Regions from separate parts of the Mus musculus genome. Here regions 2, 3, 4 and 5 are each linked to region 1. The links are chromatin loops, found by intact Hi-C in ENCODE. Cell type or tissue: heart. All regions are shown on one strand. Each heading gives the region's core, and the rest is flanking DNA. Links, peaks and the distances in the headings are about the cores only.

Region 1 (6,024 bases), core at 409-5,408:
AGACACAGCAAAACCATGTGACTACAAAGGATGAAGGAAACCTCATTAACAGACCAAGGACAGGGGCCTTAGAAGCCAGCCTTGCCCAGTCTTTAATCTGGGATCTCCTGCTTCCAGAATCTGGAGAAAATAAGTCTGCTATTAGCTATCCTGATTATGGTATGGGTCGGGACCGCCTAGTGGATTAACAGAGTACCTCTAAGGTCATGCACAGAGCCCTGTAGGGAAGCTGCAGTTAAGCTGGGTCGTATGGACTAGAACATTTGGGCTCCCACTCGAGTCCAGTTTCCTGAGAGACTCCAGACGTGGCACTTAACCCCTCTGGGGTTTAATTTTCTCATTAAGAACACGTGGGAAATGCTGTATTTAACTTGCAGATTTGCAGAGAGAACAAAAGAGACACCACAGTTTCACCCTTCTCCCTTTCTGAGGATCTCCCAACCCCCCACCCCCCACCCCCAACTCAAAGGTCCTAACAGAATGGAGGGAAGGAAGGCAGTCTATACCTAGGGCCTCAGGTCTTCCTGTTGTATTTTTAAAGAGGAACTATAAGCTAGCAATGTTGTGGTGGTGGTGGTGGTGGTGGTGGCTGTTGCTTGTTTTTGCTTTCTTTGCTTTACCTCAGAGTAAAAGCCTCTGAGGTCACCGATATCCATTTGTGAGTTAACAAAGCAAGGCATGCATTTCCCAGTTGCCGGCAAAACAATCAGTTGTCATAAATTACCACAACCAATTAACTGCCTTCCGGACATTGGGCCTTTGCCACGTGGAATGAGAAACCAATATCCTCAGGATACTCATTTGATAGAAACGATAGAAATGGTAAGGACAGTATTCACACCCTGGATGTTTGGTTGTCATCTCTGAGGTCACTTGTGACCACACCGTGAGCTGCCTGCTTAGGCTGTTTGTGGTAAAGCTAAGCTGGCCAGGCTCTGAGAGCCCTTTCTACTCAGTGAGAGACCAGTTAGGCTCTGAGTTTCGGGAGGATGGAAACGGGAAGAGACAAAGATGCTGCCGTTGGCTGTAGGGCTGTGGTGTGAAGGGGCTTTCTGTAGCAGCTGTTGTTTCTGTTTCCGTGGCAACCAGCAGAGAAATAGCCGCACCCAGTGCAGGTGCACAAGAGTTGAACGCAGGCCGGTTTCCTCCAAACAGCCCTGGCAAGCCAGAGTTGATGACCTCGCGCTCCTCCCAGGATACAAGCTGAAAGTTTCAATGTGTGGACACATGGATGCGTGGAAACTCTGAATTCCAGGGGCTTTGATGACAAGATCTGTGGCAGTGCCCCAGGGGTTGCCGTCCCTGTTGGCTCAGCTAAGCGGAGCCCAGCTTGGACGGACCTCCAGGGTCTGTCGCCTGGCTTGGCTCAACCTTCCTGCCTCTGGTAGCTACATCTCAAAGTCCACTGTTGCTGGGCCAGAACTGAGACTCACAACTCCCTCCTCAGCCTGGATGAGAAGCGGGCTGCCAACAGTGACTATCTCAGGGGTCTTGGTGCTTGTCTTTACCTAGCAACTCTGCTAAGCGTATACACCTAGGCTCTCCCTGGGCAAGAGCCCTGCCTCTGGCAGACACAGGTTCAGAACTCAGTCTCCACCCCCACGACTTTCTTACATGCCTTTTTCTCACTGCTACTGCAACCAAGACATCACAGATGCAGCAAGCCCCACCCCGGGACCTTGCATGCGCCTAGCCTATTTCTCTGCCTGGGTTGTTTTTCCTCTGTGTCTTTTCCTTTTGTTCTTCAGTCTCCTCAGCTGTCGGTCCCATTTGTGAGGATTTTCCTGACTGGATGTGAAAAATGCCATTCCCATTCCCAATCTCCACCATTTTCTAGCACCCTGCTTAATTGTTTCTTCATGTCTTACATGATGATGATACACACACACACACACACACACACACACACACACGGACATACACAATGATATCAAAATATCAGCCTCAGAAGCCAGGGAATTCGGTTTCTTCTTGAAGCCGCAGTGTCTAAAATTTCTTGTCCTATATAACAGTGAGCACTTAGCAGATGTAAGTTGCATACGTGACTGACTCACCAGAATGGGAGAAAAGATGTATGCACATATACTTAAATATGCATTAAGGGTATATTTTCATATATTTGGTCATCTTTACACCTGGCTGTCTCTTTGAGCACTTTTGGTCTGTTTCTGGCAGGAGCCTTTTCTGTGGTGTTTCTAGACAGCCACACCCCTGCAGCACTAGTCCTATCCAGTGGACATGGTAGAACTCTCTTGGGGCATTGACTTGGATACAAGGGTTGGTATGGGGGACTCTGGAGGCTTTTTTTTGAGGGAGCCTGTTATTAACATCTTGCCCTTCCTGAGGGCTGTGTTTATATTTATTGAGTGTGGGTGACAGAGGCAGGGTGTGTGGTAGAAACAGCCGCTCTTGAGATGGGAAACGGACAGGAAGTAATTGGAATCATTATTATCTGTGGGTCTGGTGTTCCTAGCTGCCCACTGAGCGGCAAGAGAGAGGCGCCCTGGGAAGGGAAGCACTTTCAGTCATGACACACTCACGTGGCCTGGCAGCTTCCTGCCAGATGGTAGTTGTCCCCGGTGACACTCTGCATTTTTCTTTAAAACACACTGTAGAGATAAGAGTTGCTTTTGACGAATGTGAGAAAACTATGCATTGGGGGAAACATGGAGAGGCTGCCAGCAGCCAGAAAGCTGCAGTGTGAAATCTCCTTAGAGAACCCCTTGCGAGTCGGCTGGCCACACAGGCCGCATGTGGATCCCTCCCACACCCTCCAGAACACCTGACAGGACCAGGGTCTCTGTGCAATGAGAAGAGACGCTCCCACCCAATTAGAAAGAGACTGCTCAAAGGAAAGAAAAGGTTTGCACAGCTAACACAACACAGGGCGTGCCAAAATCATCCCGCCCTAATTCTCCTGTCAGCAGAGTCACTTTCCTAAAGAGTCAGTGACTCGTGACTCGCTCACTATATGCCACATCCCCCACCCCACCTCACTGTGCACTTCCACCCCACTCAGGACCTCTGCCCACAGAGCTTGTTTTTTTTTTTTTTTTTTTGTATTACTCAGGAAGGGTATTCCCCAAGGATGACATCTCAGAAATCCCATCCAGAGCACAATGACCTGTACTCTGCGATGGCCACAAATGTCATATTGCTGATCTCGCTTCGTACAACACACACGGCAGCTGCTGGCCCTTAAAGGAGGAGTCAGCGGGGGCTCTGAGACCCCCATGTCCGAAGCTGATTTAAGAGCAGGGAAAGAAACGAATTCCATCTGATGTCTTTACCCCAGAGATTGTTCAACATCCTTCCTAGGGCAGGAAGAGCAGGTGACTGGGACATTGGATGCTTGGCAAGCTGGTGGCCTTCCTGCTCTGGCATGCTCTGCTGGGATTTTCATGTACAGAGAATGACCTTTGCAAACACACAACGAGCTTTGCAGAGATGGCCAAACCCTGGCCACCCTCAGCAAGCTCAACTCCGAAAGAGCTCCTTTTGCTTTTTCCGACAGAACTGAACAACCAGGAAGAAAGGCTTAAAAACAAAACAACAACAACACAAAAAACCAAAACAGTCACCAAAGATCTTGGTCCAGTTTTAGAGCTCTCTCCCTGACCCAGAGAAGAAATCGGGAACAAATAGTGAGAGGATATCAGATGGCATGCAGCTTGCATGCCTAATAGGTGTCCTGGTGGAGATGCTGCAGGGCAGGGACCCTCTGGGCTCCCTGGCCTGACACATTACATGAAGACTCAGAGATTTGGAGATGAGAGACGAGAAAGAGCAAGTTGCTTGGGCCATTGTATGCAGTAAAAACTCTCTACCCCTCGAAGTTCTTTTGACCACACCCACTGAACTCTGATGTTCAGAGGTCATCTTCTATCTTGTCTCCCTCTTTGAAGGAAACCTGTGTCTTCAAGCAGCTCTAGGCATAGGTTGTCTCTAATGAATATAGTACAAGGGAAGACTGGGGCTTAGACAGACATGGTCTGATTCCTCTGACTGTCACTCAAACCCGACAATGGCTCCCCATCTAAAAGTTTCAGTTCCTTGATGTTGAAGAGGTGTGTGGGGGAGGGTGTTTTATACGACACAGGATGATAATGCTTCCCCTTCAGAGTCATAGACCAGTTAACAAAAACCCAGTGCTAAACATGGTAAGCTTCACTTCCAGTTGTTGGTCAGAGACATCCAAACAGTATAGACTGTTGTTGTTGTTGTCGTCATCTTTGGTGCCTCCTAGAACCTGAAGGTAAGACCCATGGTTGAAGACACTGCATGTTCAGACCCCAGGCTTGGAGTGATCAAGATGGAACCAATCTGAAAGCCTTCTCCCTGAGAACTAGCTCCCATAGTGTCCAAGGGTGCTATGCAAGCTACCAGGGAAGACCAGCAATGACCAGCCCAAGGAGAACCCCAATAGTGCAATGGTGGCACTCGTTGCTCAGGGGTAACCAACAGCTCTCTCACTGGGCTTAGGCCTGCTTAACAGGATGGAACTCACACGTGGTACAGTCAGCTTAGCCAAATATGCATAGCTAGAGAGGTCACTGGCCCCAGAGGAGAACCTGCTACCCCTATTTTTTGAAAACCAACATTATTTCTTAGTTGGGGTTTCTATTGCTGTGTCCATGACAACTCTTATAAGGAAAACATTTCATTGGAGCTGGCTTGTAGATCACAAGTTTAGTCCATTATCTTCATGGCAGGCAGCATGGTGGTATGCAGACAGACATGGTGCCGGAGTTCCACATCTGGATCTGTAGGCAGCAGGAAGAAAATGAGACACGCTGGGCTTGAGCATCTCAGATCTCAACGCTCACCTTCAATGACACACTGCCTCCAACAAGACCACATCTACTCCCACAAGGCCTCACCTCCCAAAAGTGCTACTGTCTATGAGCCTATGGGGACTATGTTCATTCAAACTACCACAATTCCTAACTGTTTTAAGTACATCTGCTGGTATACACACGCAAGTATAGCTCCCAGGCCTCATCAAATAAGCTTCTCCTTTGCAAGAGATGGAAACTATTATGGAGATCTACAACTGGTCCAAATACGGGGAATAAGCTACCACGGGGTACCTGCTCTAGTTGCTACATTTACTATGCAACCTCTGTACCTAAGGTGGAACTGTACATTGCGGAAGAGGGGACGGAGCAATTGTAAGAGTCAGCAGGCAGATTATCTGCCACTAGATAACAGCTTCTAGACATGACAGGGAAGCTACAGCTCTGGTTGCCTAAGCAAGAGCTTCACGGATCTTGAAGCCCCAATAGTAACTGGAGAAAAACGCTTGGGAAATTATATCCTTGGTGCACAGCTGGCTGCATCTGATGCAGAAGATTAGGTGAGTGTGAAGCTGCAGCAGATGGTCCAGTGATCCAGGGCTCGGGACTCTTTCATTTCCTTCCCATCTCCTAAAGGCTCTAAAGGCGAGTCATTTGCTGAGGCTAACACTGGTAACGTTTCGCTTTTGTAACTAGGGAAGACCTGCATCACAGACCCACTGATTTTATTTTGCTCTTGTAGTTTCAGTATTAAGAACATTAGTGAAGGAAGTCTTCCGCCCCCTTTATGACTCGAATGAGAACCTGCAGAAAAATGTAATCCTGATTACAGTTTCCCACACTTCGTTCTTCTTGAGCAAATGGTTTGTTTCCGAGAAATGAGGTTGCGTCTGTGACTTTTATTCCATAGTGACTTTGTATTTTGTTAACTCAGCCTTACCTGTCTGGGTGGAGCAAATTTTCTTGTTTACATTCCCATTTCAATGTACTTTTCTTTCCCTATTAGTTAAAGCACTTTTAAATGTCAACAATTTCTAAAAATACGTTTATAGTCAGAATTCAAAAGGCTTTTAGGCTTGCCTATACACTATCTAACTCACATCCCTGGGGATAGCTGGTGTCAGTGTCTTGAGTCTCTCTCTAGAGATGTTCTCTGAAAATGTAAATATCTGTGTACGTATGTGAGTTCCATTTAGGCATGGCAGCGTGCAATGCAGGCTTGTAAGAC
Region 2 (6,024 bases), core at 690-5,689, 48 kb after region 1:
CCTCAGCTCCTCTCAGCAGAGCTTCTGAGTGGGAGCCTCCTCACAAATGCGGGTGACAGAGAAGTAAAGTGAGCAACGTCACTGATGCCTTAAAGAAAGATCCCAAGTTTGGGGTTTTCTCATTGGCCACACCCAGTGGTATCTGTTATTTCTGCCTCGGCAACACTTGGTTGTGGTTCCGTGTGGATCTGGACTTGGAGTAGATGAGATTCTAGTGCCATGCCTTGCTTAAAGTGAGCCGGCAATTTAGCCTTTTTGACCTTGATTTCCCTCTTCTGTGAGTGGGAGGGGCGGGCTAGATGATCTTTGATTCTATGATAAGTGAACTTTGTAAGCACATGTCCACCTTCTCCGGTTAACAGCTGTGCCTGGGTGGGCCATTGGGCCAAGCAGCATCAGCTGTCGAGATGTTTTAGGCTGAAGGGGAAGCACTCCGGAATGGGACAAGGGCACCTGGTGTTGAAACCTGGAGTGGGTCAACTCTCTTAAGCCAGGGCCAACCTTTGCTTCTCCCTCCTGTTCCTGTTAGCCAGGAGGAATGCACTGCACAAGGCACAACTATGAGATCGGCAACATATTGTTTGATACTTTTATGAACAGCTATGAATCAGATTGCTGCCAAAATTGTAATTGCTACCTAGCTCACTGCCTCACAGATCACCAGGTCCCTCCAGTTTGTGGAGGTCTCTTTGGGGTTAATAATGGGCTGGTTATTTCGATGTCAAAATCTCATCTCTATTACCAAGAAAATTGCTTTCTCTCTTCCTTTCCTACTAATGGTTCTTCTATGAGGAAATTTAATTTTCTTGAGCCAGGCTTTTGGGAGAGGGTCCTTGGTCTGACCTCACCTATGGACTGTCCCTGACCTCTCCTGAGATGGACTTGCTCTCTCCCTGGACACTAGACAACCTGCATTGATAGCCATCAGTCACGGCTAATCCTGCCTGGGCTTTTGAGAACTTGTAACGACACCCAGCACTTTGTGGTAATTCTGGGATTGAGGTCCTTTGTGATTTTATTTGTTTGGACTCCAAGCTTTGTTTCAGTCCTTCTGCCTCTCAGGACGTGTTTTCTGGCTTGGGTAATGGGAAACTGTGACTTTTCTTCATGCTGCCCAAGACCTTGGGAAATGAGTGTCATTGTATCAGGCCATTGCTCTCGGCCAAATTCGTCCATGTTGCCTTTTCTAATCTACCTTCTAATCTTCCTCCCCCAACACTAGTGTAGGCACCTGGTGAAAGTTAACTTGGATTGTCCAGACTGCCTGAGGTCCCTGCTACCCTGGCTCATTGTGACAAAGCACATTGATTCATGGGAAGTAGCCTGGGAAGAGATGTGAGTGGATGATTTCAAACCTCATATTTACCATCGTGTCTTCTGTACTCACAGGTCAGGAGTATGTCTCCCAGTTGATATGGCTTCCCAAAGTGAGGCTTGTATGTTTGCACATACAAGTGTGTGTTCGTGTGTACACGTGCATATCATTACCCTGAACAGTGTTTCTCAGACATTAGCATGTTGACAATAGCCTTGAGCACTTCATTTAACCATGCTACTGGCACCTACCCTCATTTTCTGATTCTGTGCATGTGGAGTAGACCCTAAGGTTTAGTACCTTTTCCCTGGTTCTTGGGTGATATTGATGCTACTGCCCTGGGCTGCACTCATTCAGAAGTTCCTGGTTCTGGTGCTGTGAATACTACAGCCAATCACTGCAGAATCGGAGCACAGTTTTGTGCTTAGACACATGAAGCAGCCAGTTTTTCAATCTGAGAGCTATGCTGAAGACAGAGTAGAGAATAAAGGTTAAGAAATCAGTGCTCCAGCCACTCATTTATATATATATATATACACACACACACACATACATATACATATATATATGGTTCTGTCATTTTCCCTAATACATTTATAGTTATTAATCTGACCGAGCTTACAGTGGAGTAACTATACCCGGTGATTTGAGGACTAAAAGGACTTTCTATGTCTCTAGAGAAAATCCAGGTTAAGTCCTAACCTACCTGGGCTCACTGCTCTCAGGAGGAGAAGTCAAACTACCTGGGATGTGGGCTTAGTGTATGAGTTGTTTCTTGTATTACTCCCTCATGAACTTGTGTTGAATGCTTTAAAATGAACAGCTTCATCTATAATATACCATAAACCACACTTATTTTATATGTCCAGTTCAAAATACCATAATCGAAATCTAGCCTTCGGCCATTTTATCACTCTCTGACCACTCCTGCTCTTTCCGTTCCCTACCCCAGACGACCACTTCTTCCTGATCCATACAGTTGGCTTGCTTCATACACACATTCTTTTACCCGAAGATCCAACCATTGTACTATTGCAGATACAGGACTTAAACTCGGGCAGACTTTTGTGTCAAGGAGGATGGGCAAGAGCAGAGTTTTTAGAACCAAGCACTCATGGATACTGAGAGACCACTGAAAGCAGAATTACAGCGTGGGTCCTTGTGTCTTGCACCAACTGTCAGGCTTCTCAATTTACCCACACAGCGGCCTGCAGGCCTACCTCCCCGCCCAGTAGCTTCTCTTGGATTATCCCTCTCAGGCACACACCTACTCTTCATGGGTGCTGTGACTTTTTTTTTTCAGTCCTGGTTCCTGTTCTTTGCCGTGTTGCCTGTTCACGACGAGTTCTTATTTGTCCTTGTAGGTAAGAAAACTGAGATCTCAAGGAAGTGGTGGCCACCACTGAGGCACAGAAGTAGCCGGTGTCAGGGCTGGGAGTCTAATCCAAGTTTCTGACTGTAACTTCTCTACCGTGTCTCCACATCATGAGAGCAGTTCCATGGAGTCCCACTGGAATGTGCCTGGAGTCGCTAGGGTCTTACAGGTTGAGGCTATTTTTCCAAGTCAGGAAGTGTTTCCACGGGCAATAATCCTGTTTTCATTGGAACACTGGTGAGATTTGAAGTAACCCATGAATTTCCTCCTTTACGTCAGAGAACTCGAAGGGAACAACCCAACGGATACAGATGGACTCCACCAGCTTCCTCGGCCAAGTTCATCTCGGTTTGTATTCGTTGCCAGCCTCCTTGTGATGCCGACTCCTCTCTCTGGACATAATGTCTCTGCTGTGTTTCCATCTTGGAGAGACACTGTCAGTTAGGAGCGGTAGGTAGACAGTATCTGGTTCAGTTTTTCAACTACCTACCCAGGGATCATGTGCTGCTTGGTTCTAATGACTAACCATGCATTTCTATTATTAAACTTACTTAAGCCCTGGGTAGCTGACAGTTCTTCTGTGGATCACAAGTCTAGCACAACATGGATGGGTTGTCTTCTCAGGATCTTACAGGAGTAGGGTCTACTGCTATGGAGACTGGGTTCTCAGATAGAGGTACTAAAAGTTCACCTCCTCCAAGTTTGTTCTTATTGCTCCCACAGGACTATGCTTCCTGTTTGCGTACTGTCTGTTAGCAGGAGCTGTTCTCTGCTCCCAGAGATACCCACATTCTTTGGTATGGGGTCCTCTCAATCTTCAAGCCTACAACCATGTGTCAAATCCTCCCGTCTCATGGCATGGCTTTCTGTTTGACTACCAGGCAGAAGAAACTCTCTGATGGTCATATGAGTAGGTCAAACACAACTGTAATAGTATCCTGTCGTAACTTCAATGGGTTTAAACTTGTAAATACAACTCTAAAATACTTTCATAGTAGATATATTTGATTAAATAAATGTGATGGTGTTTATGTGGGTCAGGACTCTTGAAGACTGCCTTGGAAGTCTGCCCACGAGGAGGAATATGAGGCAGGCTGTCTTTCCCCCACGAGTTGCATCTCAATTGTTCCATTTTGATTGGTTTTTCTATTTTCTTTCTTGGAAAGACTTCAACGAGGAGTTATTTAGTTTAAATAATCATTGGCCACTCCTTCATCTTACTGTATCCCATGACTGACACTGTGTCTTTAATTTCACAACCCAGGAGGCTGAAGCTCAGAGGTCAAGGAGACCCAATTGGCTAGAGATGGACTTGGTGTTCCACTGCAGGCCTTTGTCACCTGCCTCATTGCCCTTCTTCGACACCATACAGGGAGGTGGCCTTCATCCTTTCTTACTACCCAACTGCTCTGACTCACAGAGTGTCATAACTAGTCCTTTGATATGACCCCAGAGGGGCGTGCATTGTTATTACTTCTATAGGATCTGTCTAATTCAAACTAGTATTCACTGGAGTACTGAGAAGAGTCAATATTGGCGTGACTGAACACTGATCTCCTGTCACAGGGAGCTGGAGAGAAAAATAGGTAAATGGCAGGGAAGGGGGTGAAGGATACAGAGTACATATGGGCAGAAAAGACAGATAGGCTAAGTAAGATGGGCCCTGCCAGAATTTTGCTCCTACTTTCTGCTTCAGTCAAACTAAATCCCCAGTGATTATGTGGGTGCTCCGATTAGCATCCTGTTATCGGCAGCCAGTTTATGTCATTTCTTAGTCCACAGGCTTCTCTGTTTGTCCTGTCCTTTACAAGGTACCTTATCGGGTTGCCTTACACACACACACACACACACACACACACACACACACACACTTGTGCACATGCACCTGCCAAGTAGCAACCAGAAGAGAAAGTTGCCTTTGCTTTTTCATTCTGTGCTGTTCTTAAAAGTCTCCAGCTCTCCTTTAAGTCTGTATCCTGTCTTAAAGTAACTATGACATTAGTCACCTTCTGTGGCACACAGTGCTTTTGGATATGGCACAGAAGCAGTTATACTAAGTGGGTTATTGTTTCAAGGAAGAAGCCGCGGTCTCCAGCTGCTATTTGAGAGATTTGAAAGTGTTAGTCTAGTTTCATGTTTTGTTTTTCTTTTTAAAAATTCCATTAAGGGGTTGGGTTGCTTTGATAACCTTTCTGCCTTAGAGAAAGCCTGTGTGTTCTGGAAACCGAGGCTTTAGCGGAAGTGGGCTAACGAAGCCACTGCACATAGCCCGAGAACAGAAGGCACAAGGAACATGGCTGCTCCTGCTGAATTGATGAAGAGTCCATTTACAGACCATGTGGGACTGGCTGGAACTCGGTGGATGAGCAGCTGTGTCATGGGTTAAGATGGGGAATGTGACATTTTGCAGGACCTTGTGGAGACCAAGGAAAGAAATGGGGCAGCTATGGGGTGCAAGGGGACACAATAGTGACATAGCTGGGGTTTGCAGCCCAAGTGTAAGAGGGTGGTTTGGAGGCAACGGATAGACTCCCTCGCTTCAGACATCCTGACAAATCAATGAAGCTAATGTATGAACCTCAGGCCACCTGCTGCTTGGGAACCTGAATTCTCTCTCTTTCCACCACCTACACAGGAAAGATGGTGGACCTGGTGGGCGCTGTGGTCTATTGCAGAACCTCTTTTCTAGAAAAAGCTCCTTGTGACTTGTGTGTCTCTGAAGACCTGCTTTCCTGCCAAGGAGAAAGGAAAGTTTGATTTGGGCAGAGGTGAAGGAAGAGGCCTCGTATGGACAAACATACATCGGCAGCTATTCCTAGTTCTCCAAGGGAAACAAATGAGCAGCCCTCTGTGGTTGGCTGAGCCAATACCTCCCAAGCATGTCTGCTCCCTCATCTCCAGAACCTATGAGTGTGTCTCCTTATGTTTACAAAAAGGACGTTGGAAATGTGAACCAATAATGCAGGTGGCCAGCCATTAGAAACTAGAAATGGCAAGAAGATGGCTTCTCTACCTCCAGGTAGAGCAATGCTCTGTTAGCCCAGCGGAATCCATTGCAAGTTTCTGGCTCCCAAGTCCTTCACTGAACAACTATGTGTTGGTTTTAGTTACTAAGTATTGCAGAAGGCATAGGAAGCACATGTATCCCTTCTATCTCCTTGACCTTTCCGGTGGCAGGAATTTTGCCTCGTTGGTTGTTGGGAGGCACTGGGCTGTGGGGAAACCCTCCCAGAAGGGTTACAGTCTTGGTTAGCTCAGCCACCTGTCTGCTGGTGGGTAACCAGGTGGTGGTGGGTAACTTGTAACCTATCATCCACTCTTCTTAAAAGTGGAT
Region 3 (6,024 bases), core at 653-5,652, 210 kb before region 1:
AGTTACGAGAGAATTTGGGGGCTTTAAAACCAGGTCTTTCTGTCCTCAAAGCTTTCTCCCCTTCCACCTAAACCATGATGCTTCATATATATGTGAATGTATATGTATACATACATATATACTATTGCATACTATTTCATGTATGCAATACTTACTATTGCATACATGAAAGCACCAAATAGAACCATTACCCACCCCACTGCCGCCTTTTCCCATCGGGTTCGGAAGGTAATACTTGGCTAGAAACATGAAGAACATGAAGACTATGGTGGAGGCTCTTCTGGGCTCAGGAGTCAGGGATTGGGTCTGTTCAGTGTGGGTACTAGGATCATATAATTTCTGTCAAATGACAGGTGCAATTTCCCTACGGCACGAGGACACGGCATCAGAAACAAAGCTTCCTAGAGCAACCTTGGTGACCAGCATATTTAAACGTGGGACTCTTACATGATCTCCATCTGGTCAGAAGCTATGTGGATCACACACGCTCTGTGATAACACGGCCCGGGAAGACACTCAATGCTTGATGATTTTAAGAACAGTACTAACTTAGTTACTAGGCATGGGCATCGTTTCAAAGCTCTCTTAGAGACATCTAAAGCTGTTAAGAACATTCAAGCTGTTAAGTAGCGAGTGCAAAGCATGGGTTTCCAGGCTGTTTTACACGAAAACATTACTGTTGCGGTCTCATAGAAGATTAACTGCATCATCAATGTCATCCCTTAAAAGACACAGAGCCACTCTCCATATTGGCGTGCAGGGAACTGGAGAGCATCAGGGGCTGGAGGGGGGCTAGGAGCGCCTGCCCAGGCTTGGTGGCAGTGCAGCCACAGTGACATCCTACACTGAGGTCCAACTCTCTAGCACAGGCCTCTTTGTGGGCACCTGGCCTACTTTGCCAAGAACCGGGGATAACATTACCAGAAATGCTTAATTTGTATCAACTCATGAAATTATGGCTTATTTCTCACTTTTGGACAGGGTCGCATATATCAGTTAAAACCCACTGTGACCAAGGATGGCCTCGAGCTGCCTGCCTGCCCAGCTTTCCCTTCCAAGTGCTGGGATCATCGCTACCCCTGGCTCACATTAGCTTCTGAGGGCTAATCTGAAAGTATAACTTTTGCCATAACCGAGTATTTTATAATTTTAAAACCATCTTCTCATGACTATTAGCTATTCGGTCAGTTAATATTCATTATTTAGGCATCTGTCATTTCAAGATATATCTTAAGCTCAAACAACAACAAAACAAATGACTGGACTCCTGTGAATTACACTTGGTGCTTCTGACTTCACACACACACAACACACACACACACACACACACACACACATTCTATACCACGTTCTAACTCCTTAAAGTTGTGGGTTTAAAAGATTTATTTGTGTGTGTGTATGTGCGTGCGTGTGTGTGTGTGTGTGTGTGTGTGTCTGCATGTGTCTGAGTACTGCCCATGGAGGCCAGAAGAGAGTGTCAGATCTCTCAGAACCCAAGTTACAGATGGCTGTGAGCTGCCATCTTGGTGTTGGGACCCAAACCCAGGTCCTCTGCAAGAGCAAAAATGCTTGTCACAGCTGAGCCATCTCGCCAGCCCCTGTAGTTGTATTAATTAGTTCATGATCTTGATATAAATCCTTTTACAGGCTGTATAATACAGAGGAACATGTCGCAAGTACGGATCAATTCAGCCCGTAGGTTACATATCCCTTAAAAATTACCAGATGCTTGTATAGTTCAGCAAAGTGGAAAATCTAAGATACATGCCAAGTAATTAATTAAGCCATGTTACCAAAAGTGTATCAACCCTCTAAAAATCATGACTACAAAATTATGAAATAGCATTCCTTAGCTAAGACGCTGGCATGTTTGCTAAGCGTCCATGTCTCAGCTTCTCAGCAGAGAGCACACTATTTATTATTAAAACCCTGAGACTGAAAAGGCCCAGGTGGATCGCACTCCTCCGTAGGTCTGGATTTGCAGGTGGATCCCAGGAATCCCTGCAGTGACAGGATCATCTCAGTAACAGGATCATCTCAGTAGCAGCCCCACCCCTGAGAGTGCAGCTCCCAGTAGATCATGGCCCCAGCCACATGCCATATGTCACTCTCCCTAGTCACTCTTTAGAATAGTTCTCTTCTTCTCTGCCAATGTGTCCATCATGAGACGAGCCAGTTGGTTGGGACACTGAAACGTGCAAAGTGCTGTTTAGATGGTGTTAGGAGCATCCTGGCTGCCGGCTGCCCCTTTACTGCAAGATGAACCAACTAGAGCTGACTGCCTTGTCTGGAAAACCCGAAGGTCACAGGAAGGGAAGGGGATCAGGAAAAACGACGCTTTGCTCGGTAGGGGGCGCTCTTTCCTTAAAAATGTAATTTAGACGATTATTAATAGCAAAGGTAGCCTGCCCACAAATCACTTCGAACAGAAGCAGCACTCACTCTGACATCCTGCCCCAAATATAGCTGGAGTCAAGGTCTTCCTAAGTATGCCTTCCTCACCTCAGGGGCACCCTGAAGCCGTCCTAAGTGCCAGTGTCTTTTCACTTTTGATGACTCAGCAGGATCACACTTCTATGGCTTTACGCTGGCAGGGCTTGACTCATGACTGTCGGGTGCGTGCTTCTAAACCTCCCGTCGGAACCACTTTCCAGTTTTAACAACAACCGTGTACTGGGCGAGAGTGTGACAGAAACTATTATTCCCACTAAACCAACAGCGACTCCTTCGTGAGCACGCGGGTCAGCCAATGCTCTCTGTCAGGAACAGCAATCTCACTTAACTCTCAGTCAGGCTGATAACGGACGACACAGTTCTAAGCCTCAAGACTTTCAAACTGAAACATGAAAACCACTTGGCAGTGTTCTGATAGAACCTGAGTTTTCCTAGCACGAGGGAAGGGAGAACAAAAGCTAACCCTACCATGCTCTCCCGAGGTGTGTCCCCCCAGGACTGGTGCCCGTGCTCCCTTCATGCAGTGCTCCCTGGGGCACGGCGGACTTTTTTTTTTAATTGGAATTATTCCTTTGAAGGGAGAGTGTTTTGCCTGCATGTCCATAGGCGCATCCGGAGTGTGCTTAAGTACCGGAGGAGGTCAGAAGAGGGTACTGGAGTTACAGTTAACTGGGACCGGAGTGAATCAACAGTGCTCTTAACTGATGAGCGGCCCATCTAGACCCCCTCAGCCCCACCCCTTTTATCAGCCTATGGGCTCACATTTCCAAGGCCCTATGGTCAGTCACCCCATACTGCCCTAGACACTAACTGAGCTCCCCTCAGGCTACAGCCCCTGTAACAGTGCAGAGAACCTTCCTCCAGCCTCCTCAGCACACAGCTCCTCACTCGTCTGTCTGTCCCTACCACCAGACTGGGAATGAAGACAGAAGTGGGTTTCAAGTCTACTATCACTGTCTTACTAGAAAGGTTGGCACAAGGGATGGACTAGGCAAGTACATGCTGAGTAGGGTGGACTGTCCTCCTCGGACTGGGTCTACCTGAGGGCAAGATTTGTCTTACTCAGCTTTCAGTTTACAAGCAGTGCTAACGGATGCCCCTGGTATTTGCAGATGCTTGTGAAGGAAAAAAAAATGCCCTTCCTTCCTGTAGGAGCCTCCGAACCAAAAAGATCCTTCTCTGGTAGAAACATCTGCTGTGCCCTGAGGGGCGCTGCATGGAGAAGGGAGGTCAGATGCTAGGCAAGAGGTTTAAAGAGACAGAATTTGGCCCCAGGAAAACACCAAGGCAGGATTAGCAAGAAACCACCCTGAGTCCAGATCATTTGTCCTTAGTCAGGGGGCTTTCCCATTGCTTGAAACTTGCCCATGTGATCTAGTTAATTTGATTTTCCTGAAGTTAGTGACAAAACACAGCCCCGAGGAAGATCCAAGAGTCTGTGTCGGGGAGGCGGACAGCTGTGCCGTCTCAGCCAAGCAACCTGGGAGGCAGTGGAGAACTAAGGCAGTCAGGGGGGTGGTGTCCAGGGATGGCAAGTGCAGGAACTGCGAACCCAGACACAGGGTAAGATAGAGCTGGCAGGAAGCAAGCAATGCTGTCTGCACATAGTAACTGTATGGGTGGTGGGCTTTCTTATGACATTTCATACATGTGTGTAATATACTCTGATGTCCACCACTACCCTCCCGATACCTCATCCCACTGGCCCCCTTCCTATCAAATAGTCCTCTTTCTACTTTGGGGCCCGTGTGTGTATGTCACTCACACACACACACACACACACACACACACACACACACACACAATTCCACAGAAGAGAGAAAATATGCCGTATTTATCTGAGTCCTGCTTACTTTAACATCTGTGCATTTTCCTGCAGACAGCATGGCTCCGTTTTTCTGTGTCCGAATAGAATTGCCTTGCGTATGCTGACAGCACGCTTTCTTTACCTCGTCATCCACGGATGGGCGCCTAAACTGGCTGTCTACCTTGCAGAGAGTGTAGATAACTCTGCTGTATTCTGACTTAAGACTCTTTAGGAATCTGCTGGGGGTGGGACAGCTGGATCACACAGGAATTCTGCTTGTGTTTGTCTAAGGAACCTCCACGCTGGCTTCCACAGTGGTTAAACTAGTTAACATTCCTACCGGCAGGCCACAGCCCCCAACTCAGCTGCAGGTGCTGGTTTCCCAGAGGCAGGAATCTCAAAACAGCCTTTCCTTTTGGGTTTTTAAGACAGTGTCGTCTTACGTAGCTAAGGCTGGTCTTGAACTCACTATGTAAGTGAGGATGACCTAACCTTCCTCCTCCTATACTCCCCTCTGCTGGGGTCACACCCATACACTACCATACCCAGCTCCGTGGAGTTTTGGTTTGCACTTCTCCAATGGTTATGGATACTGACATTTTTCCATGTTCAGCATGTTCACCTGCTGGTCATTTGTATTTCTTTTGAGAGCCGCCTACTCATTTGTGTAACTATTGACCGGGTTATTTTTATGAGTCTTAGTTCTTTATATATACTAGGTATTCACTCTGTCAATGAGCAGCGGGGGAAACATGTTGTGGGAGCTTTTCTAATTCTTGTAGTTATCTTCTGAGCCACTGCAGACCATTCAGGAAGTCTTGTCTACGTTATATCTTAAAGCAATTAGGTCCACGTTAAGGCCTCTGATTCACTCTGGAGTGGTTTGGTACAAGGTGAAAGGCCTAGTTTCAGTCTGAGTGTGGATATACGGTTTTCCAGCACCATTCTGGAAAAGCCTCTGTAAATTAAGAGAAAACAAGGCAGACACTCAGGTGGCTGCACCAGCGGCTTTGTCTCCCAGTCCCGTCTTTTGTCCTTAAGCACACAGGCTTCTCTTTACTGCAGTAGCGGCGCTTTGAGTTCCGCAGCTTCCAAGTTTATCCCAAGACTTGCGGGACAGGCAAAGATACACAGCCAAGGTGTAGGTAAAAAAAAGCACGTGACTAAAAGACACAAATGAATTAAACCAAGCCACAAGACTTGGTCCGTTCTGTTCATTATTCCCGACTGCACTTTGGAGCTGGGGTATATAGCTCAGTGGTGTGATACTTGCTTACCCAGCACCACAAGAGAAACCAAGACAAAAGCCAAAGGAGTAAACTGGGTGATTGGGCAGGCTTGTACTGTAGGCCCAGGAGAGGGAGGGGACAAGCCGGGACTATTTACCGGTGTTCTGTCCCAAAACAGAACAATCAAATAAAACTCCCCTATCTTATAGATACGTTTTTACACTGTCCATCCGAGAAAGCTACCCATGGGCAAGAGAGAAAGCTACAGAAAGTGTTTCTGTATGTCTCATACTGTTTTGTCTAAACAATTACTGAGACTTTGGTATGCTCTACTCATTTCTGGAGTACTCAGAGATCACACACTAGGTGTTGCCACCCTCTGCTTCTCCAATAGCCCAGTTTAACTGTTACCAGGCACACGCATGCTGCGAAAGCCGCAAAAACGGATAGACGGTACCCGCACAAGCTCATTTGAAAGGACAGTTAGGATCACAGAACAACGGACTGAAGTGTTAAAGCAGGCATTTACAACAT
Region 4 (6,024 bases), core at 569-5,568, 200 kb before region 1:
TAAATCCTATGTCAGAATTTTCAATGACTACTTACTAAATACCAACACACTTCTGCTCAATACCAAGCGATGTACAAAACACGAAGAGTCAACGCTGGGAATTACAATTCCCAATCTGGTACTAGTGTTCAGGATGTTGTGCGACCTGTTTAAAGGTGACATCATAACCTATCAGTTAATGATTTCTTGGGCCAACCAGGAAGCAAAGCGCCCACCTATACAGTCTAGCCTCTACCCCCTCCTACTCCACACATACCCGGGACAGATAGGCACGCAGGTGACAAACTGACTTCTTATCCTAACTACAGGACAGTATATTTGGTACCGTGTGGCTCCAGGGGTTTCCTCGAGCCTTCAAGAGGTCCAACGGCCACAGTAGGAACTCCCAGCTGACAGCCATGCACTTTAAACCGTGCACCCGGTTAAGACTTAAAAATTCTGCCAAGCAACGCATCACATCTAAGTTTATAATACCAAATGGCTATAGTATCAAGCCAACAACTCAAATGCTGCTGGAGCTGAGTACCCTTTCCACGGCACGCACCTGCATTAACTGGGGTGCAGAGAAAAACAGCCTAACCGGACCACTCCACGCCCTGGAACACGTCCTGCGCTCCCTCGAGTTGTTTTCCTATCAGGAGCTGCTTTGACAAATAATAAGGGCCCAGGTTTAAAACCAGTGTTGGCAGGTATTGAGTTTCCGGATCCCATACCCTTGTTTTAATTTTCTCTTAGAACAAGAGAATAAAAAAAGCCATGCCTGAACTTGCAGCTCTGTCTCCATCTCTCTTAATAAGAGCAGGCAGGCAGGCGGGCGGGCAGAGTGTGAACCAGATCTGTATCTGTTTACTATGGCTGAGGCTGCCCAAACCCAGCGTGCCTCTCTTCTCAGAGAAGGGCAAACAACCAGAGGAAAGGAGCAGGAATACCAAGCAGGGGGCAAAGCCAGCTTTCCTAGCTACTGACTTAAAACTGGCCTCAGGGGCTAGGAAGGTACGGATGTATTCACCTAAGGCTGTAGGTGAGGTTCAGAGGACTGATTTTGCGCGCGCTCTCTCTCTCTCTCTCCCCCCCCCCCCCATTTCTCTCACTATCTCTCTCGATCTCTCACTCTGCACTTAACATAGGATCACAAAACACGGTCACTCTACCATCCTCCAACTGAAACCCAGGCTCTGTACCAGTGACCTTTTTTGATCAGCCAGACCACTGTCTCGCAAAGTTCATCTACACTGAATGAATGAAATCTAAGACAGTGGGAACACTATTCGGGCTTCTTTGTCTCCTTTCACTTATGATTTAATATGGCACAAATCTAAGAAACTTTCAACACTAATCATTTATCCTCTTTGCCAGAGCAGGGGGTTTGGGGTGTGTGTGTGTGTGTGTGGCATACATAGTATTTACTTGTAAAATGCCTGTGCCCACGCAAGGCTGTTAGAGAATGTGTCAGATCTGTACAGGCAGGGCAGAGTCCGCGCCCGTCCTCTCACGACTCCTACAGAGCAACTTCCTTCTTAAAGTTCATAAATTAATTTAATAATTAACTTGAAAACAAAAATAGAAACAGCAAAAACTAATGAGAGGCGCTGGCAACAGAGGCAGGCTGACTTGGGTCGAGTCCTAACTCCTCTCTGTGGCTGAGTGTTCATGGGGGGCGGGGGGGGGGGGGGCTCTACATCCAAATAATTTTTACCTCCCCAAACAAGTTACCATGCCTGAGAGGGCGGCAGTGGCGATTAAACAAGGTGATCTATGTAATCTGTCAGCCGCACAGAAGGCAAGGAAGCTAACTGTATTAAAAGCATACACCCGCCAAGTGTGTTTTAAGCCATAGGTAAAATTCCTACGTTTAGTGGTCTAGAGGGTACCAGACTAACGCCCCCGCTTCTGGTGAGTCATTTGCCTGAATTCTGGTCCTGACTCTTTTTCATGACTAAAAATACTCTCAAGATATGCCTGAAAGACATTGTTATGTTTTGAATATTGCATATATGTTAGCAATCAAACCCAAGGCCTTGCTCATGCTAGGGTCTGTCTGTCTACCTCCTCCTGGCTTTACCAGTTCCCTTGACATTTTTCAGCAACTGTAACTTTTCACTAAAGATACAGAAAGGCCAGGGCCAAGGAAGACGGCCAGTCTAAAGGATGCATGTGACACCCGTGATACAAACAAATCATCCTACGTTGAAAAGTGCAGGCACGGGGTCAGCAGTGCCCGCCATGGACCAAGACCTTCCCATTCACGCTTTCCCACTTCCTTTAACACAGCTTTCCCCTCAGCTCAGGGAAGCGCCCCGAGTGCAGAATGCAGAGGCAATACTAACTGCATTTTGGAACATCCCTCAGATTTCCTCAGAATAATCCATTCTCCCTGACGACTTCTTCCTTTGGAATTGGCCAGCAGGGTCAAGGACAGGGTAGCAGACTCCTCCTAGGCAAACTGTAGCCTCTCTCTCTCTCTCTCTCTCTCTCTCTCTCTCTCTCCCCCTTCCTCTGCACATTTTGCAAGCTTCAGGCCCACACGTCAGTGACCATTTCCACAACATGCAACACTTGGAGAGGAACAGAAGCATCAATCAATGGGGCTCCTTCCTGTTTGCCTATCTCACAAAATGGAGTCATTATAGTGTATTGGAAATCACATATTAAGGAATGTTGGTTAACCAGTCACTCTTGCCAAGATCAGATATGAAGAGAAAACAAAAGCTGGCAACCACTCTAGCTCTGATATTTCTCTTCCAGAATCCTATTTAATAAGGTTAATCTTTTAAAAATACAGTAGTTTCCTTACCCAGTTTAAAACAAAACCTGGAGAGAAACCCTAAGTCCCAGAGCTCAGGAATTCACTCAGGGCTAACTTCCGGGGCTACATCTATGATGTTAGAGAATCACCAACTCACAGTTTGAAAGGACTTATTTTTAGGTTTATTATTAATGTTTTTATGCCTTCCCTCTAGCAAATGATCAGTGAGTGGTATTTTTAGCTTAACAGCTTCTAAAAGGAAGTGAAACTGAGGCCCGAGCAGCAGAGGTGGCTTATGAAATATCGCTAGTTTTAAACGAGGCTAACACTAACAGGCCCAGCATAGCTTGCTCTTTCACGGGGCAGCAAAGTGATTGATAGTTTGGTTGAAACTACAAAAATAGGACAGAGTAATTATATCTGCCAACCTCACAACAGCCTGTTCAATGCAGAGCAGCACTGTAATTTTTCTTCAAAGACAGTCACTAGGAAGGAAAAGCCCCCTATTCTGTGGCATAAGGGAAAAAAAAAAATCCCAAACCCTTGGGCGCCACTTACAGGACAAACTTTCACTGGCTTGAGTTATTTTACTGAAGGAGAGAGGGCAGACATACATGCAATCTTTGACTTTAATGAATTTCCCATAGCTTATCTTTTTATAAATGTGTATTTTCTAAACATTCAATTTCTACATCCAACGTTTAGAAACTGGATTAAAAAAAACAAAAAACAAACAAACAAAAAAAAAAAACAAAAGAAAAATACGTTAGGTCTTTAGACATGCAGAGGGGTCTTTGGCTCTCTACTACTACTGAAAACAAACCGAAAATATCAGCATTAGATCTTCCTCTTCAAAGCATGAACGTGCGCTACTTGAAAAGGGAACCACATTGTTCAACTGAGATTCTACATGCCGTATAATCATTTCCCCGAGATTTTAAATGAGAAAATAATAAAACATCACAACAGGAAACCCAAAACACAACAACATTTCTGGATAACCCCTTCTTCATGATATAAGTTTTAGACCCGCAGATTTGAAATGAATTTCAAACCAGTTACAAAAACTGGAGGCGGGGTGTGTGTGTGTGTGGGGGGGGGGGGTGTTAGTATTATTTCAAAAGGATTGACAATCGATATTTTACAGCAAATGAAACTATCACATATAACATTTGAGGTGCACCAACAGAATTCTAGCTAGCAGTATTTATTTTAAAGACAGCTTTTACAATTATAAGCCACTGCTTAAAGAGATAAAGAGAGAGAGAGAAGAATGCGCAAAAATCAAGCAGATTACTCAGGTATTCAATTCTACCTGCCCTCACCTTGGTCCTCTGATTTCTAGAGGCAACACTAAAGTTCTATATGTCATTTTTGCAGTTGCTGCTCATGGTATATTCATAGGTGGTTATATTGACTTTATAAATGCTTAAGTGTGGCCAACTGTATTATCATATAGAAAAAAAAATCAGGTCTCACAGGACTAGATAAAATTAATTCCTCAAAGTTTGAGTTACTGTTTTTTCTTTCATCTGTAGTTGATCTGTAGTAAGAGTTGCCACCTAAGAATTATTCTGGTTAGTTTTAATCTAATCTGCACAGAAACAGGAAACCCTAGAGGAAGATACGTGTACAAGTGCACACAGGGCACACACACAGAAAAGCTGCATCGGGGCTGCTTACTGCCTACCTTCCTCCCAATCCTGCCACAGCCAGGGGTCAACACACTTTTTACTACTGGGCTTGGGGGTTGGGAGGAGGGAAAACGACCTCCAAGTAATAAACGGACCGTGATTTTAAACAATCCAGAGCACAAAAGGGGGTCAAATTACTTAGATAACTAACCGAAACCAAGGATTCCTACTGTCAGATTCGACACACAATAAAACACTCTCCACCCACAGTAAACGTCAAGAAATTCTACGGGGGGCCACAGGGTGACGATGACGAAAACATATCCAGCAACTTCACACATCCATCAAGATTTTATGCTTTTGTGTATTTTCATCAGATTTTTTTTTTAAGTATCATATACTTAAAAGAATTTCCTCTAACAGAAAACTTTCCAGTAGCCAAAACAGGGCGAGGCCAAAGAGCCGTTGGTGTAAACTATCTTACGCACATCCTACTTCTGGTGCACCGGAAGACCCCTGCGAGCAAAGCGGCAGCCCCGCACCGTCCCTGTCCCCGCCACGCAGCGGGGCTGCGGGGCGCAGTCCCCACAGCTTTGAAGCTGAATGGCTGACACATCCGGTCCTGGATCCCACAGCATTCCGCCAAAAGCTAACTTCAAAGCCGGATTCAAACTCCCAGCACCGGGCGCTCTAGCCCCCGAGGTGCGGGAGGAATTCCCAAGGACACGCAGCGAGGGCAGCCACGGAGTCCCCGCAGACCCGGCCGCCCCGCGAGCCCGCAGCGTCCGCCTGCGTCGCTTTGACAGGCGCCCCCCCCCCCCGCAGTCCCCGGAATCCCCCGGCCGCCCGGGGCGCGCCGCCGGAGCCCGGCCCGGTACCTGCCCGCGGGCGCGCGTCCCCGTGGGGCCGAGGGGCTCTAGGCTGTCACAGCGCGCAGACCCACCGCCGTCACCTTCGCGCTCCGAGCCCCCCAAACTCACTTCGCGCCGCGGGGGCTCTCAGGACCCGGCCCGGGGAGCCCCGCACCTTCGCGGCTTCCACGCCTGTCACATGTCCGCAAACAATAACAAACTCTCCCGCACGTTCCCGTCCCGTCCCCACGCCGTCCCGGGCGCCGCCCGACCTTCAGGGCTCGGGGACGCGGGCTCCCCCCCCACCCCCAACGAGCGGAGCCCCGGGAGCAGCGCGCCCCGCTCGCTTCATTCATTGCCCGCCCGGCCCCGGCCCGCCGCTCACCCGGAGGGGGCCGCTGCAGAGGGCGGCTCGGCCCCCGCGGGGCTCCGGGCGCCGCTGTCCCGCGCGGCCGCCAGCTCGGCAGAGTGGGAGCCGCAGCGACTCGCCGCTCCCGGGGGTGGCGGTCCCGCCGCGGGCTGGAAGCGACTCGCTCCTGCAGCCGCGTCCGCGGGCTCCGGCGACGGGGAAGTAGATGGGCAGGGCGGCGAGGCGGCGGCGAGGAAGAGCGGCTGCTCCGGCAGCTGGTCCAGCTCCACACTCCGCACTTTGCGCAGCTGCCGCCGCCGCCAGTCCGCGCGCTCGCGGCCCGCGCTGCCAGGCTCCCGCAGCAGCCCCGCCGCGCCCGCTGCGGGCGCGCCGCTTCCCTGGAGAGCTCCTCCTCCTCCGCCGCCGCCGCCCGCCTCGGGACTC
Region 5 (6,024 bases), core at 723-5,722, 260 kb after region 1:
CTCGAAAAACAAACAAACAAACAAAAAAGAATGTACACAAATTATAAACCACTGCGTGAAAAAGTTCACTATCACTCGTCGTCAGGAAATAACAAACAAAACCAGCGATATCAGTAAAAAATAGCCCTTATGAAAATGATAAATGTAACAAAGAGAGGTGTGGAAGAAAGAGAAGTTGTGTATACTGTGGGTGGGAATGTCAATAAGACACTGTGCAAAGCAGTGTGGTGGCCCCATCAGAAAGCCAGAAAGAGACTTACAAAACGGTCCTGCAACCAGACCTCTCTCTGGATAACTAAAGGAAATGAAAGCAGTCTATCAAGAAGCATCTTCATGCCAGTGTTCACCACAGCACGACTCATGCATAAGACACCAAAATACATGTGCTCTGTGGAGTGCAATTCAGCCATAGAAATAATGTAATCTTGTCATTTGCAAGAAAATAGGTGAAACCAGAAATCATTGTGCTAAGTGGAAAAAAAGAAAAAGAAAGCAGGCACAGAAAGGTAAGTACCTCAGTTAGCTTAGGGTGGCTTAGGATGTGAGGACCGAAGTGCACGGACCCAATCCTTCTGTTTACTGCTCTTCCTGTGGGTGCAGTAGTAGTAGTAGTAGCAGCAGGGGCAGCAGCAGCAGCAGCAGTTGGCTCCAGCTTTCAGAGACCCCAGAACCAGCCTTTTCATGCCCCTCTGAGAAGCCAGCCTTAGATTGGTGATTCCAGAAAGCTTTACTCAGCCCTGGATTATCCTCAGAGCAACAACTCCACCTCTTGACTTCTGTTTCTCCAGGCCTTCACTGGTCGTTGATTTCTTCGTTAATTCTTTTCCTAAAGCTAACTTCAAGTCCCATAGATCAGTTTGAAGTACTCAGCTCAGCAGACAGGCATCATCACACACACCTTTAATTCCAGCACTCAGGAGGTAGATGCAGGTAGATTTCTAAATTAGAGGACAGCCTGGTCTCCATAGTGAGTTCCAGGCCAGCCAGGGCTACATAAAGAGAGCCAATGAGTTGCCATCTGTATTTGGCCATCTTCCCAAAACACCCAGAACACCACCAGGTCTATAATGTCTTTCAAATCACTTAATTACAACAATAAAAATGTAGATTAAAATGCTCCCTGTGAATAAAATGCTCTAAACATTACACTCCAGCAGACTCGTTGACCATGTCTCCCAGCAACTTTGAAGGAGCGGCAAGGATGATCATCTATGCCTGTGAAACTGTCTCCCCTAAGCAAAGCTGATTTTATGGGTTTAAATTCTTGCGTTGTACAAACATGAGCAAACATACATTGTTCAATGGTCCCTGATGTGACACAAAGGAGAAAGATAGCCACTCTTTCCTTCTGATGGTGTCCCTCAACTTCACTCCCCCCCCCACACCACACACACACACACACACGCACACGCACACACACACACACACGCACACGCACACACACACACACACGCACACGCACACGCGCACGCGCACGCGCACACGCACACATACACACACTTTGTAGAAACAATAATGCCTCTTTCTAAAGAGGTTTGAGATTTTTCTCAAGGTCTAAGATTAGGATTAGAAAGGGAAGGAGGTCACGTGGCTTTGTGGGCCATTTAGCACCATCGCCTAACCATTAAAAATTCTACAGGAAATTTTGACTTAATGTCTTCTTTGCCCTTGACAGGAAAATCACTTTGGGGGATTCTTGACTATAGTTTCTAGACCGATTTATCCTGGAAGATCCTTTTGATTCTCAGAGATTACCCCTCCTCTTTCACAGATGCCTTCTGGGCTGAGCAGCTAATGTATGTCGTCATCGATGTGCACGCAGATGTTTCGCAACCAGCTTTCAAACACTGCGGTTTATATCTAGAATCTAGAAAGCCGCCCCCCACCTCCTCCCAAAGACCTGTGTACTAAAGACTTAGTCAACTTGGCATTACTGGGAGATGACAAACGTTTTAAGAGGCCTAGTAGGAGGTTGTGTAGTCCTTGGGGCCCTCCTCTCTGCCTCTTCCTTTTCTACCACATTCTGACCACATGGTCAACAGTTGCTTTACCACGGCACCGTGATATGATTCTACCTTGCCTTGTTACACAAGTTCACATGCAATAGGACCAAGTAGTACCTCCAACCCCATGGCCAAAGCAAACCTTTCCTCTTTGTAAATTTGAACGTCTTTGGGTATTTTGTTGTAGTGACAGAAAGCTGGTTAACACAGGAGGAAGGTCCTGGCTTTCCACACTTGCACATTTTTATGGCCCTAACAATCCTAACAATGGATCCTGTCCATCTATCTATCCCCGTGATATCCCTTAGGTAGGCTGCAGAAAGAGATATATAGAGTTGGTTATCACAAGCTTATTCTGACCTGGATGCTTATAAACACTTATGAGCCAATTACACCCACCAATATCACTTAAGCAATGTGTTCAGGGTACCATGGAGATAAGGATTTAGGAAGCTAGGCTGGAGTCCTCCGTTCCAGGTGTTTGCACGCTTAAGCCAAGGAGATGATTTTTCTGTGTCCATGACTGCTCAGTGTCCTTGAGAGCCCTGTATCCACAATCTACAGAGGTACATGGGATAGGACGAGAACAAGTGGACAAAACTCAAAACTCTCAGTGTTTTAAAGTTGAAACCAATCTCCTCGCCAAGGCCCATGAGATCAGACACTTCTTTCTTCCCAGGCATCGGCTCTACCTGGTCAGAAATGTAAACTCCAAGAGAATTTAAACTGGCTTTCTGACTGTAGAGGGTTTGCAAGTTTGAGAAATTAAAGACAGAGCTAGCTATAGGCAAAGCCTGGATGCTCTCTGAGATGAAGCACCTCTGACCCCAACTGGCTGCTGCAGTGCACTGCATCTCTAGATGGCCAAGTCTCAGTGTGTAACCTGAAGGGCTGGATCTAGCCTGTGCACACCTTGACTTGGTTTTGTTATTGTTGATGATGATGTTATTGCTGCTGTTACTGTTGTTGCTGTTGTTGTTGTTGCTGTTGTTGCTGCTGCTGCTGTTATTGTTGCTGCTATTGTTGTACTTCTCAGGGTGGCAAACAATTCTGCTGCACTATACAGAAATGATCCAAGAGAAAGTGTGCTTGGTTTTCCATTTCTCACTCTCTGGTCCTTTTGCTGCCAAAACCCTAGATCCTCCTTCTCTGTTTAAGTCCTTCCTGAAGATTTCAGTGCTGGACATGAAATTTTGCCCACCAAGTTATTGGTCAGAGGGGCCCTGGAGGGATCCAGAACTATGTAGGCTGTTGTTTGATCTTGGTTGCCAACATAACTAAGTGGGGTTCAGGGGGAAGTTCTTTTGCTGAATACACCATACACTTTAGTTGAAAGACATCAAGAATTCAATCTCAAACTTATCAGGAAGTTCTCTTCCTGCTGGCTAGTTTTCATGGTGCTGGAGGGTGTTGGGAAGTTGGCTCAGGAAGAGAAAACAGTGGTCTTACCCACATGCTATGTGGTGTTACCCACATAACAACCTGCCAGCGCATTGTGCCCACTGATACATAATAGTTGTAGTGGTAACCAATCATGTTCTGATTGGATTTGAGACCTATTTCACTGGAGGGACTTCATATCTGGCACTGTAAACTGAGTTAAAAACTATGACTAGAGAGATCTAGATAGTTCCAGTTTTAGACGAGGGACTTAATGGTGTTTCCTGAAATGGTAATGTGTCAAGCTGCCTTCTCACTATTTATATTTACACTCATAGATTGTGCTGCTCTCAAGCTAGGTCAGAGAAGTTTCTTTTTGCCCTGATGCAAAGACTCAGATCTTGTAGAAGTGCTGTGAACAAGTGAGTGTGAGAATTCAGCAGTAGATGGTTCTTCTATATCACCTCTACTCACTCTCATCCAAGGCTCAAGGAAGACATGACAGACGAAGGTACGGGAAGAATGTAAGAGCTGTAGAATAAGGAGGGGCACTACGTTCCGTGAAGTGCTGCGTTCCTAACATAACAGAGTTGTTGCACACCTATTAACTCACAGCATCTCTGGCTGGCTACACAAGACCTGTATAAGATCAAGCCAGTCAAAGTCCCAGCATGGATGGAGAGGGGGTTACATGATGGAACTAACATTCCATTTCTAACATCGAAGCCACTGACAGATGATGGCTGTTGAGAGACAGAGTCACATTTGTGGGGGAAATGTAGCCAATAATAGATTGCCTGTGTCCTACTTTATGTCCCCATGCTTAGGCACTAATTGACGCTAGGGAGTTAGTTACTAGTAACATTAGTATTTATAATTAAAGAAGGCATGAAATTGGGAGGAGGGTGGGCTGGTGGCGTTCTGAGGTAGTTTGAGAGAAGTATTGAAGAGTGGATATGATTACAGTACATTGAATACATATATACGTTTTTCAAAGATTTAATACTATATCTCCTTCCACCACCTATTCTGTGACATCGTCACCCAAGGCACATACTTTCTTCTGATGTCCATGGTGAAGCTAAACCACTAAACAGCAACCAAGCAGGCCTGGGTCAGGCACTGACTCTCCAAAGGGGGCTAAAGCTTTCAGTGAAGTCTGAGGCCACAGAGCGCCGTATGGAGTTAGGATGCTCCATCTATGGGTGTGCTCAGCATCCGACCCATCCATCCAGTCTGGTGTTTCTATGACATCTCTCGCCCTGGTGCTCATGGTGCTGGTTCATCTCAGCTCTCCTCCCTCTGCCTCTCCTAAGTGCTGGGATCCCAGGCCGCCAACCTCACATTTCCCAGTAAGGCCTGACTGACTCCTCTTTGCTTCTTTAGGTGTCAGCTTTCAGCCACAAAACCCAGTCTCTCTTCTTAAGAACTTCTTAAGAACTCTTCTTACGCTTTCTGCTCCTGTTTCTCTGCTCAAACAAAGTGTGGGATTAGGCTCTTCGATGTGGTGAAAGATGCATTGCTCTCTTAGAGGAGTGACATTTAACCCCCAGGATCCCCAGTGCACGCACAAAAGGCCCGAGAAACTCACCTAGTCTCCAGGGAGCACAGGTGCCCTCGTCTGCATTTGAAGTAGAGAATAACATTGCAAACACATCCACCTTTGGCAGAAAAACAGAAAGCAGTTGTGAATCCTTTTGAGAGTAGAGAAAACTGAAGGAAACAAAAGGGGAAGAAACAGAATTCTGACTCTGCTGGCATCAGGGGTGGTTATTTTTATGTTTAACTTGATTGGATCAAGAGAAACCTAGGTGGGTAGAGAGGCACACCCCAGTGCGTGTCTGTGGTGGTGTTGCTAGACAGACATAAGGGTTCTGCTCTAGCCAGTGGATGAATCCCTTGAAGGGCTCGGTTATCCAGCAGCAATACAGAGAGAGAGTGAAAGGTAGGCAGGAGGTAGGGCTTACTCAAAGGAGCTAAGTCACTGAGTCTATGTCCTCTAGAGCTGTACCTGCCCCGGTCTCCTCCCCTCTTCCTTTCTCCATTCTTGTCCACAGTGAAGAAGATCTTCTGCCCCCATGATATTTATCCCAAGTGCACGAGGCCAAGCAGCCATAGACAAAGCCCCCAGAAACCAGGAGCTTACTTCTTTTTCACTATGTAATTAAAACTTCCTCCCTTTAAGTTGTTTATACCACATAAAAACTCACACATATGACAGTGTCCCAAGGCTGGGTGCTGGGTGAGATGGAGGAACGCAGGACCAGCCCATGTTCACTATAACCTCTCGGTGAAAAATGCTACACATGTCCTAGGTCTTTAAATCAATATTATTTTATCTTTCATGTATTCCTCTGCTTGTCTTGTGGCTCCCCAGCCTGGTAATATCCAAGGTATAGAAAATAAACTCTTTGTCTCAATAACTATCTATTAGCGCCAGCACACTACTTTATTTTGAGCAAAATGCTATCTAATGAGTAGCACCGAGTCAACAGCTTTATTGTTTCTTGGCACATGGCTGTGAGGTCCTCAGCCAGCGTCTAGTTAGATTTGCTATATAAAAAATCTAAATCCTGAAGGTGAACTTTATTCCATAATGCTAGCAAAGAATGGTTAATAGGTTTCTTAAAAGCATGTTAAT

The links. A loop is a pair of places that touch in the nucleus more often than their neighbours do. Peaks named below come from ENCODE experiments on the same cell type or tissue, not always from the same donor. Only the 100,000 strongest peaks of a DNase experiment are listed, where the experiment ranks them.
Region 2: a loop joins it to region 1, with 2.0 times the contacts of the local background. A loop is called at or near these places in 3 of 42 quality-filtered maps.
Region 3: it touches region 1 in a loop (5-fold over the local background); 6 of 42 quality-filtered maps call a loop at or near these places.
Region 4: it touches region 1 in a loop (2.0-fold over the local background); 5 of 42 quality-filtered maps call a loop at or near these places.
Region 5: a loop joins it to region 1, with 2.3 times the contacts of the local background. A loop is called at or near these places in 10 of 42 quality-filtered maps.

What each region holds. Positions count from the first base shown.
Region 1 is chr13:112,000,272-112,006,295 of GRCm38, forward strand. The region is part of intron 1 of Gm15322 (a long non-coding RNA gene); the gene reads left to right. It overlaps Gm15323 (a long non-coding RNA gene), which reads left to right and starts at 738. Exons shown (of 3, transcript XR_382920.1): 1 at 738-822. In heart, for the core only: a CTCF peak has its summit at 2,467; DNase peaks (open chromatin) are centred at 1,120, 2,720, 2,840 and 3,350; H3K27ac peaks cover 1,752 bases.
Region 2 is chr13:112,048,136-112,054,159 of GRCm38, forward strand. Gm15322 (a long non-coding RNA gene) reads left to right here. Exons shown (of 3, transcript XR_382921.2): 3 at 1-1,819. Among named protein-coding and RNA genes, the nearest start is that of Gm41061, 9.6 kb to the left of the region's middle. In heart, for the core only: no CTCF peak of the experiment used is centred there; a DNase peak (open chromatin) is centred at 2,956; H3K27ac peaks cover 900 bases.
Region 3 is chr13:111,785,982-111,792,005 of GRCm38, forward strand. The region is part of intron 1 of Map3k1 (mitogen-activated protein kinase kinase kinase 1); the gene reads right to left. Among named protein-coding and RNA genes, the nearest start is that of Map3k1, 20 kb to the right of the region's middle. In heart, for the core only: CTCF peaks have their summits at 2,342 (motif pointing right) and 3,093 (motif pointing right); DNase peaks (open chromatin) are centred at 2,069, 2,410 and 3,219; H3K4me3 peaks cover 1,193 bases; H3K27ac peaks cover 2,043 bases.
Region 4 is chr13:111,802,887-111,808,910 of GRCm38, forward strand. It overlaps Map3k1 (mitogen-activated protein kinase kinase kinase 1), which reads right to left. Exons shown (of 20, transcript NM_011945.3): 1 at 5,617-6,024. Among named protein-coding and RNA genes, the nearest start is that of Map3k1, 3.1 kb to the right of the region's middle. In heart, for the core only: CTCF peaks have their summits at 3,303 and 4,374; DNase peaks (open chromatin) are centred at 2,335, 4,565, 4,995 and 5,175; H3K4me3 peaks cover 1,621 bases; H3K27ac peaks cover 2,068 bases.
Region 5 is chr13:112,256,771-112,262,794 of GRCm38, forward strand. No RefSeq gene overlaps it. Among named protein-coding and RNA genes, the nearest start is that of Ankrd55, 29 kb to the right of the region's middle. In heart, for the core only: a CTCF peak has its summit at 2,849; a DNase peak (open chromatin) is centred at 2,821.